2 separate regions of the Homo sapiens genome follow, and region 1 is linked to region 2. The links are chromatin loops, found by intact Hi-C in ENCODE. Cell type or tissue: heart right ventricle. All regions are shown on one strand. Each heading gives the region's core, and the rest is flanking DNA. Links, peaks and the distances in the headings are about the cores only. Region 1 overlaps ROPN1L (rhophilin associated tail protein 1 like). Region 2 overlaps ANKRD33B (ankyrin repeat domain 33B).

What was found. Hi-C counts contacts between places; a loop is a spot of excess contacts. Peaks named below come from ENCODE experiments on the same cell type or tissue, not always from the same donor. Only the 100,000 strongest peaks of a DNase experiment are listed, where the experiment ranks them.
Region 1: it touches region 2 in a loop (3.0-fold over the local background); 28 of 110 quality-filtered maps call a loop at or near these places.

The regions. Positions count from the first base shown.
Region 1 is chr5:10,455,489-10,460,860 of GRCh38, forward strand. All of the region lies in intron 3 of ROPN1L (rhophilin associated tail protein 1 like), which reads left to right. Among named protein-coding and RNA genes, the nearest start is that of ROPN1L, 16 kb to the left of the region's middle. RefSeq lists an enhancer at 2,205-3,064. In heart right ventricle, for the core only: CTCF peaks have their summits at 2,334 and 2,538; DNase peaks (open chromatin) are centred at 2,226 and 5,233; H3K27ac peaks cover 1,581 bases.
Region 2 is chr5:10,575,469-10,580,840 of GRCh38, forward strand. All of the region lies in intron 1 of ANKRD33B (ankyrin repeat domain 33B), which reads left to right. Among named protein-coding and RNA genes, the nearest start is that of ANKRD33B, 14 kb to the left of the region's middle. RefSeq lists enhancers at 1,967-2,066, 3,385-3,554, 4,892-4,941. In heart right ventricle, for the core only: no CTCF peak of the experiment used is centred there; DNase peaks (open chromatin) are centred at 1,443 and 2,133; H3K27ac peaks cover 5,000 bases.

The sequences.
Region 1 (5,372 bases), core at 245-5,244, 120 kb before region 2:
TTGCTCATGTCCCTCCCTCTGTGGGAAAGAGGCAGGGGCCACGCTCCCCTGACCAACCTTGCCCTGTCCGCTGGAGATTCCCATGGGCCGCTGATGCGGGCCGCTGTGGCCTCCCCATCCCTGTCCTGCACAGGATATCACACCCCAGCCACGGGGTGAACTGCTCCTTCCCATTCAGGGCCTCCTACCCTTACCTGCTGTCAGCCCCAGAAATGGTTTTAAATTAGGAAACTCTAGAGGATAATAGAATTCGATGAAAAGGCCCTTAAGCTCTTGAAAACGCAGTGCTGGGTTAGAGGCTTTTAAAAACCAGTGCTCGGTCAGAGGCTTTTAAAAACCAGTGCTGGGTCAGAGGCTTTTAAAAACCAGTGCTGGGTCAGAGGCACAGCTTCACTGGAAGTCCAGTCTCTACCCCCAGCACAGGCAGCTGTGCCTCAGAGGGGGACCTCCTTTGTTCTGATTCTGTGTAAAACGGGCCTATTTTCATTTCCATGCCAGCTGAGAGGTGCCCTTGGGGAGGTGTGAGGTGACTGTTGAGGGGCCTCATATCATCATGAGAGCAGCTATAATTTGGAAACTGAAAAACCCCACAGAGTTGGCATGCCGAAAATGCCCGGAAAATAGTGGGTGCCCTCGTGCCTGTGCTCTTCACTCATCTCCACTTGAATTTCAGATTATGGATCAGGTGTAAATACTTGGTTAAAAACTAAGTGTTTGGCTGGGTGCAGTGGCTCACGCCTGTAATCCCAGCACTTTGGGAGGCCAAGGCGGGTGGATCACCTGGGGTCAGGAGTTCGGGACCAGCCTGACCAACATAGTGAAACCCCCGTCTCTACTAAAAATACAAAAATTAGCTGGGCATGGTGGTGTGCACCTGTAACCCCAGCTATTCAGGAGGCTGAGGCAGGAGAATCGCTTGAACCCAGGAGGCGGAGGTTGCAGTCAGCCAAGATCGCATCACTGAACTCCAGCCTGGGTGACAAGAGTAAAACTCCATCTCAAAAAAACAAACAAAAAAATAAGTGCAGCTTGCCAGTCACCTCTGCCCAGCACATATCGCACATGGGAGAATAAATCAGCCACACAGCAGACGGCAGCATGGGGCAGCCATGCCAAGGAGAGGGTCTTTTGGCTGTTGTGCAAGTGACTGTGCCACCCACAGGCCTTTGGAATTGAGAAACAAATGTTAAGAAATGTGACTCGCAGCACAAGATGGAGCAAGTTGCCTTATGAATCCTTCTGGATATAAAAATTGCTGCAGATCTTATTGTCAGAAACGTTGACATGGGTAGTGTCATCACGCCTTTGCAGAGGAAGTGATGCTCGAGTGTTTTGATGTATTTTTCCTTAAATACCGCTTCCTCTGAAGCCTTGGAACGGCGCGTTACACAGATCTCATCTGCCTGCTCCATCCACGCCAACTCCTTCCTTTCCGACTCATCCTTCCTGAGGCCCCGCAGTCCTGCACACGGTGGTGACGGACTTCCATTTGTGTCCAGTGTAAAAGCAAATCCCATCATAACAACATGTCTTTGAGAGTTTCAAGCAAGGAACATGGATTGTGAAATACACGACTCGGCTTTGAGCAAGTCCTGTCTTGGGGACAGTCTTTTAGAGGAGCCACGTGTGCAGTGGTCCTGGAGCGGTGCCTGCAGCTCCACGGAGCAGGTTCTGCACTTTTCCTAGAGAGAGCATCATGTTGCCCTGGGAGCTGCACTCACCCCCTAACCGTGCCGTCCACCTCGGCAGCATCAGGTGCAGCCGCCACCAGCACTGCTGGCATGGGAAGGGGGTGGAAATGGGAGGAACTGCCCCATCAGGCCGCTGGGGACAGGGAGATCAGTTCTGTTCAGGGCTCCATCTCCTGCAGCCAAATATCTGGGTCCTCAGATAGGCGACGTCTGTGCCCCAGGTCTTGTTCCCAGAGCCCGCCTGGCGGCTGCTAGACATAATAAAATGGAGTAGTCACTGGGGTGAGCTCAGAGGCCCACCGGCTGTGCTCCAGTCCTGGCTGGGTGACTTGGGTGATTGCTGAGCCCCTCTGGGCCTGGCCAAGGTGTCTGTCTGCTCCTCGCAGTAACCACACGAGGTGACTGTCATTATTCTCACTCCCAGAGGAGGACAGCGGGCTGTGTTATCAGCCTTGCTCTGACCATGGTGTTCTGTAGGGAAGGCTCATTTTGTCCCATAGCCTGGAGCGGCCTCAGAGCCCTTTCCTGTCCCTGAGGATGTGGGGTTTATTCCTGACACAGCCACTGTGGAGCTGGACAGTCCAGGCCTGGCTTGCAGCGGCCCTTTCCCTGCATCTGCAGCTCCCCCGTGAGGATGGTGCTCCACCCTGGCCCTCCTGTGTTTGTTTCTTGCGCTTCCCTTGGAAGCACAGCCCTAGATTCATCCCTGCAGGCGATTCCCCAGGGATGTCAGCCACCTCCGTGGCTGCTGCAAGCAGGAGCTCTCAGTCTGCCCTCACACCCCACCCCAGCAGCCTGCAGGGCACCACCCTGCTCGGGAAGGTCCTGGTTCTCAGTCATGTTTGCCAAGCGATGTGGTGTAAATACTCCCACTGCTGCTGAGTTCAGGCTGCCAAGGTGAAGTCCTCCAGCTCACACAACTGCTGGAAACTTAGCAGTAGGCTCATGAGCCGGCTCCAGCACAGCACCGGGCTCCGAGGAAATCCTGTGCCACCCGCCAGTCCTTGTCCTTCCTGTCCTGTCCTGTGTGCTTTGACACAGGAGATTGCTCTCTCCACCAGGAAATGCTTTTCTTCACTCACCAGCAGCCTCCCTCCTGGCTGCGCCTTTCAAGTCCCCATGCTGGTCCCTCATCTCCCCAGCTCTTGGTGGTATAGCGTGTCCATGCACTGTCCTCCCACCTCGGCAACCTCGTGGGGCTCGGCTGTATACACCGTCCTGCTCGTATACACTACCCCACCCATGTATACCATCCCCCCGTGTATACCATCCCCCTCATGTACACCATCCCGCTGTGTACACCATCCCGCTGTGTACACCATCCCCCTCATGTACACCATCCCCCTCATGTACACCATCCCCCGTGTACACCATCCCCCCCATGTACACCATCCCCCCTATGTACACCATCCCCCTCATGTACACCGTCCCCACCATGTACATCATCCCCCCATGTACACCGTCCCCACCATGTACACCATCCCCCCATGTACACCGTCCCCACCATGTACACCATCCCCCCGTGTACATCATCCCCTTGTATACACCACCCCACCCGTGTATACCGTCCCCCCATGTACACCATCCCCTCGTGTACACCATTCCCCCGTGTACACCATCCCGCCCATGTACACCATCTCACCCATGTACACCATCCCCCCGTATGCCCCATCCCCCCGTGTACACCATCCCCCCGTGTACACCATCCCCTCGTGTACACCATCCGCCTGTATGCCCCATCCCCCCACCGTGTACACCATCCCGCCCGTGTACACCACCCCACCTGTATACACCACCCCGCCTGTATACCCCATCTCGCCCATGCTCCCAAGTCTCCTCCGTGAGCGCTAGGCCTACTAAGTAGCCACCTGAGTCACCAGTTCCACTGGGCGCCTGACAGACATGTCAGTGGAAGCCACCCCAAACTCAGCTTCTCTCTGGAACTTTTGCAGCTGTTCAGGCACCAAACATTGGAACCACTTTTCATGGTTCTGTCTCTGCCCACATGCAACCACCAGTGAGTTCTGGTAACTCCACCTTCAGGAGAGGCTGAGTCCGGCCCTTCCCAGGCCCCTGGCTGGATTATTCCAGCAGCCTCCTTGCCAGGTTCCCGCCTTCCACCCTCCTCACCGGGTTCCCGCCTTCCACCCTCATCACTGGGTTCCTGCCTTCCACCCTCATCACTGGGTTCTTGCCTTCCACCCTCATCACTTCTCTTCACACATCGGCAGAAGGACTCCTTAGAAACACTCTACAGTGCTCCGTCTTTGTTTAAAACCCTTTGACACCTTCCCATAGACCCCAGCCAAAGCCCAAGTCCTCCCTGGGTCTGTAAAGACCTCCGTGATCTGCCCCCACCCCATCCCGCTGACCTCATTTCCCGCATCCCTGCCTCTCCATGGCCTGCTCTAGCTACCTGGAGCTCCTGGCTGTTTCTGGAGCACACAGAAGTGCCCCTGGAATTCTCCCAGCATCCCACATGACTGGCTCCTTCCCCCTGGGTCTGTGCTTACATGCTCCCTGCTCTGACCGTCCCTGACCACCCGATTGAAAATGTCATCCTCCACCCCGGCACTGCCTGCCTGCTGCTCCAGGCACGCCCTCTTCCAGAGCACCCTAGAATCCAGGTGTTGTGGCTCTCCCACTTGACTGTGATCTCCACATGAGCAGGCGTTAGGTGTCTGTTCACTGCTACATCCTGGTGTGTAACAGGCACTTGGCAAACGTGGAGGGAATGAAGGGCTGTTGCCATGTGTGTGTGTTGGCGAGGGGGGTTACGTTTAAGCAGCCACCTGTGTGAGCTCACCTTCATCAGTAGGCAGCGTGACCATCCAGGCAGGTATGAGATAGCCACTCTGGCAAGGACGGCCTTCACAGAAGGGACTCGAGGTGGGGACTGAGGGGAGGGTCCCATAGGCCAGCTGCGGAATTAGGACACCTGCCCCCACAGCTTACCCTGGCCAGGGTGTTGAAGGCTGCAGGTCATGATGTCTTGGTGCAGAAGGAGAAAAGGAGACCTGGGCTATGTGTTCTCTTTTGAAAAGATAGTAATCTTATGTTACATGGTTCTCCCACCTTCTTGAAACAAACACACAAACAGCTCATGTTTTTTCAACAAGGATGAATTGAGCAAGTTGGAGGTGGGAGGCCATGGGCTGGCCCTGGGGAGCCCTGGTGCCCAGGCCCTGCAGTTCCAGCGCCATGCAGCCTCTGGTCTCATGAAGACGACCTTGGCCTGTTAGCTGCCCCCCACCCCCGCAGGGACTTGGCTGGGAGGGCAGGTGCTAAAAGTGTCTGCCGTGTGGAGGCAGGAAGGCTGCTCAGAGGATGGGCTTTCCCGCTGAAAGCAGAGGGTGGGCTGCTGTCTGGGATGAGCCCAGCAGTTTGGAAGAGTGTGAGGGAGATGAACGGTCTCAGGGAGGAAGTCCGGTTGCTGTTCTGGAGCTGAGACAGAGCCCAGAGCCTTCTGTGTGAACAGGGAGAGAGCCAGGACAGAGCCCGGACAGAGCCCTCCCTTCTGCTCGGTGGGCAGGCATTGGCAGACACCCAGGGCTTCCTTGTAGGCATGCAGGCCGTTGGCTGCCAGCCCTGCCCTCTGCAGGCAGCACCTCTGGCTGGTGGCAGAGTTCATTCAGCCCCTGGGCACGTCCCCGGGTGTGTCTCCGGGCCAGATGGGGCTGC
Region 2 (5,372 bases), core at 207-5,206:
TACCTTTATGAATAAGTAAACAGGGCCTGGCAAACGGAACCAGTTTTCTGTCCTTTAGAGCTAGAGCTAAGGGTAAATATGACGGGCAGAGTCCCCTATTTAAGTTGGAGAGCTTTCTGTAGGTTCCCAGAGCATGGCTAACACCATCTCCAGAGACCTTCTGCTGCACATTCAAGCACTTCTAGGCCACTCTGCTTCCCTTCACAGGGACACCGACTTACCCTTGCTGATTTAAAAATAAAGGAAGGCCAGGGAATTACAGGGAGTGAAAAGAGTTGGTCTCAGAAGGTTATATGCTGTATGCTTCCATTGACGTCACAGTCTTGAAATAATGCCGTTGTGGAGATGGAGAACTGATCAGAGGCTGCTGGGGCCGAGCGTGGGGAGGGGAGAAGTGTTACCATAAAGGGGTAGCTGGAGGGGGCCTTTCAGTGCTGGAACCTTTTTGTGCCTTGATGGTGGTGGTTACAGGAAGCTACGTGGGGGTTAAAATTGTATAGATGGACGTATACACACACACACACACACACGATTGTGTGCATACAGGTGCAATCTGAATAAGCTGCATGGATTCCAGCAATGTCAAGTTCGTGGCATTGTTATTGTACAGTAATTGTGGAAGATGCTACCTTTGGGGAGGACAGGTGAAGGGTACAAGTTCTTGTGGGGCTGTAACTATTTCAAAATAAAAAGTTGAATGAGCGTGAAAAGCTGCACGCATGACCTTTTTCCTGTAGCCTTGTTTCCATGAATCGATTGAATTTTGGACATGAAAGCAGGGTCAGACCTAGTTATTAATAGGTGGGAAGAGGACTCACTGGAAATATTGGGCAACAGAACCTGGCTGCCTTCACTGTGGTTCATGGGCCAGCAGCGTTGGCATCGCCTGGGAGCTTCTACCAAATGCAGGATCTCAGGCCCCTGAGAATCTGCATTTCAAGGTCCTGAGATGATTTGCACATACATTTAAGTTTCAGGAGTTCTAGAACTTTTCTTAGAGTAGAAATCCAGTTTGTTGGTTGCATGATCCTGGACAAGTCCCATGATCTTTTGATCTTTAGTTTCCTTTAGATACCCATCTAGAAACTGGGAGGCTTACTATGAAGATAATAACACCTCCTAGAGGTTCTAGGCAGAACTAACGAGTAAGTTACAGAGAATGTGCTTGTGCTGTAATAGACACTCAGTAAACAGAGCTGTTGTTTCTATGGGCGAATGAATCTCCAGATGGTTTTCCAGTACTGCTAGTTCCATTTTAGCCAAGGGGAAAAGTGGAAGCAAATTGAATGTTTAACCAAAAGAAGAGTAGTTAAGAAAATAGCACATCCACATGGTGAGGCCTCTTTTGTAACTGTTAAAAGTGGCAGCCAGTGCCATGGGGAGAAGCCCAGAAGAGAGCAGAGGAGGGTGCTGGGGCTTCTGGTGCATCCTGTGGGCACCTCGGATGACGCGAGGGTGGAGCCTGAAACGCTGGCCCAGGAAATGGAACAGAAGCCTGTTGTGGGTGGGAGGAGAATCGGAAGCGGCATAAGGAGAGTTTTTCAAGAAGGGGGAGGAAGCTGGTGCCGGGGATGGTCACAAGCCTTTCCTCTTTCTTTTCCCTTCCCTTTCCCCTTTCCCTTTCCCTTCCCCTTCCCCTTTCCCTTCCCCTTCCCCTTCCCCTTTTCTTTTCTTCTTTGAGATGGAGTTTCACTCTTGTTGCCCAGTCTGGAGTGCAATGGCACAATCTCAGCTCACTGCAACCTTTGCCTCCCGGGCTCAAGCAGTTCTCCTGCCTCAGCCTCCCAAGTAGCTGGGATTACAGGCACCCACCACCATGCCTGGCTAATTTTGGTATTTTCAGTAGAGACAGGGTTTCACCATGTTGGTCAGGCATGTCTCGAACTCCTGACCTCAAGTGATCCACCAGCCTCAGCCTCCCGTAGATTACAGGCGTGAGCCACCGCGCCCGGCCGCCTTTCTCTTTTCTTCAGCACCAGTTACTGCAAAGACCCCTGGAGTCGGGGCCCATCCTGGGTCTTGCAGGGACTGATTCTGTCCGGTGTCGGGCTATGCACAGGCAGCTGTGGTGGATTCCTGGGTTCTCCCCACATCTGCTTCCCTTTAACATGTCAAGGCAGCCATCCAAAGGGCATGACCCTTTCCATGTGTAGCGGGAGGGTCAGTCTGTATCGCTTCCTTCTAGACCTTGCAGCTTTTGTATTTTAAAACTCGAGAGACAATAGTCATCTCCTAAAAATAGCAGCAGTGACATAGCTCCGCAGTCAGTTTTGCTGGCACTGGGAATTCAGCTTTTGTCTCTGGTGTTAGATAACGGGCAGGTTTCTAGGAAATGAATTCCATGTACAGTAGAGCCAGGTTCAGTTGACCTCACTGGAGACCTTGAACCCAGCTTGCTGCACCGTGGGGTCCTTTAATCATCTCCCTGCTGACCTCCATGCTTTGGAGGGTCCAGGTCTTAGGGGGACCTGTTTCCTTGGGAGTACAAAGGCCCTAGACACTTAAGAGTCGCGTTTCAGGAAGCTGGCACAGCCTGTGAGGGGCCTTCAGGAGTGGGGAAAGGGGCAGTGCCTTGTCACCTATATGTCCTCTGTTGAAGAGTGAACTGCACCAGGCCATCTCTGAGGCTCTTTCACACACTGTGATGGGTGGAAGGCCACTTTCAGCTGCAAGTACAGACCCTGTAGATGATCAGCTCATTCTAGTTTGCCTGGGACTTTCCGGTTTTTTGTTTTTAGCACTGAAAATCCTGTATCCTGGGAAACCCCTCTGTCCCCAGGAAACTGGGATGGTTAGTCAACCTGCCTATGTACAAGGCCACCCTTAGGTTGAGGCTGCACACAGAGTGCTGCCTAAGAGAAGCTGAAGGACCCACCAACAGCAGAATTTCTCCTTTAGCACTATCTGGCCCCTGACTTTGGAGGAAAGCAGCATGTTAAGTTACATTATCTGGAAGGAAGCACTGGACTAAACTTAGTCCCTTATACTGGATTCTTTTATCACACAAGAAAGCCATCACCCAGCCAAGGGCAGGACCCGCATGGGGACACAGGACAGATAGATCTTCTTGGGGGGATTTTGGGAGATAGGACAGCCCTTGATCAGAGAGGGCCCATGGGGTGGAGGGTGGGGCTGGATTGGAGTTGGGGAAATGTAGATTAAATACATTTCTTGAAAAAAATTCAGTTAAGATATGCTAGAGAAGCTACGGTCAATTTCTTTTTAATAGAAATAATCATTTTTAAATTTTATCAAGTGTAAACAAATCTGAACCGTTGGGTTTGTTTATGAGGCACAAGTATATTGAGTTAATTTTGAAAAACCCCAAACCTATCTCATTTTTTAGAGATAGTGACTTACAGTGACTCTACTAATAATTTTATTGGGTCTAAGAATACTTAAGATACTCTTGGCTGGGCGCAGTGGCTCATGCCTATAATCCCCCAGCGCTTGGAGGGGCTGAGGTGGGTGGATTGCCTGAGCCCAGGAGTTCAATACCAGCCTGGGCAACATGGCGAAACCCCATCTCTACAAAAAATACAAAAGTTTTCTGGTCATGGTGGCATGCACCTGTAATCCCAACCACACAGGAGGCTGAGGTTGGAGAATCATCTGAGCCCAGGAAGTCAAGGCTGCAGTGAGCCGTGATCGCGCCACTGCACTCTAGTCTGGGCAAGGGAAGTGATACTGTGTCTCAAAAAAAAAAAAAAAAAGATACTCTCTCCTTTTTTTTTTAATTCCCCAGTTTTAATCTGGTAGAGGGACCTTGAAAATACTTAAATACTCATATCATTCTTATGGATTGGTTTGGGTGTGTGAGTTCTAACATAGACAGGAAGGCTATTTTTCCTATCAATAACATCCAAGAAGCCTGCTAAGTAATGGTTTTTTTTTTTTTGGAAAAACCATTTGGAAAAGAATAGATTTTCCTGAACTTTATTAAAACACAAATCAGGTGCTGAAGGGATAATTTTGAAATTCTGTATTTTGAATGTCTTTCCACTTGCAGAAGAGGTATGTAGTTTTTAAAATTTCTGAATAGAACTACTTGTGCATGACTTTGAAAAAGTCACTTTCACTCAAAAAATACCAGGTTCTTTACCTGGAAAATTAATCAGTGCACATATAGATGATCTCTAGCTCTAAAAATTGATGGGATTCTATCTTATGATTTAAAAAATTAAATGAGTAGTATTAAATGATTAAAATAAGTAGTCACGGGATGACTAGGAACAGAATTTTTTTTTTTTAAAGAAACCTAGTGAGAAAGGTCAAAGTAATGGGAAATCCCCAAAAAGCATAGTAAAAGGAAGCAATTTGAAAGTGAAGAAAAAGGAACCTTTTAAATAACAGCTGTATTGATACAGAATTCACATACCATACAATTTAACCGTTTAATGTCTACCGTGGTTTTTATCATGTTCACAGATTTGTACAATTATCCCCACAGTTAATTTCAGAACATTTTCATCAATTCAGAAAGAACCACATACCTTTTAGCTTTTACCCTCTATTCCCCACCCCCTCCAGCCCTAAGCAACCATTAATCTACTCTGTCTGCCTGTTTACATGATTTATGGGAGGATTTTTATGAAAGAACCAGATCCCTGTAATTTTATGTCCCCCTATCTTGACATTTTCCTCAGTAAGAGAGTAGGACAATCACTCCACCACCAGGAGTGGCTGCCACATGCAAGACATATGTGGGTTCTACCTGCAAGGGTCTCACCATAAATTACCTGTCAATTACAGTGGAGGATGAGGGGCTGAGTCTTTTAAAGTATGCAGAGCCCTAAGTCTGACTCATTCTGTGTTGAGCGTTGGGCCACACTGTCTGCTCATTCATCTCTAGTTGGTTTGCTGACCTGTCGCTGCAGAGGTCCTCCGAGTGTGGTCCCCACCCAGCCTCACTTGGGACCTCACCCTAGACCCCTTGCTGGGGCAGCAGGGTCAGCACTCAGTATTGAGCAAACCCTCCAGCGGATTATGTTGCCTGCTCGAGTTTGAGCACCATGGATGTTTCTTGTCCCCCACCCCCAGCCCCACCCTGCCACCCTTCAGGTTTTCTCTACCCTGCTTTCTTTTCTGAAGAGAAGGTTGCAGTTGGTTTCTCTGGATCTTGTCTGTTCTCTCTCACTCTTTTCTTTCTTTTCTTGGTCCTGCCTCCGGTTTGGGGTGGGGGCAGCTCTGTGGAGAGTAGGCCAGTTGGCTTTGCCTTTGGTGGGGTGTCGGGGGTGAGGCTTGGGAGGGACTCGGGAGTGGAGAGATGTTGACAGAAATCTGCTTTTGCCAGTGGCTTTGGTCCGGACTTGCCCCTGGACCAGGTCTTTTCAGTGGCCTCCTCCCACTGCCTCTTCCATCCTTCCCTCTCT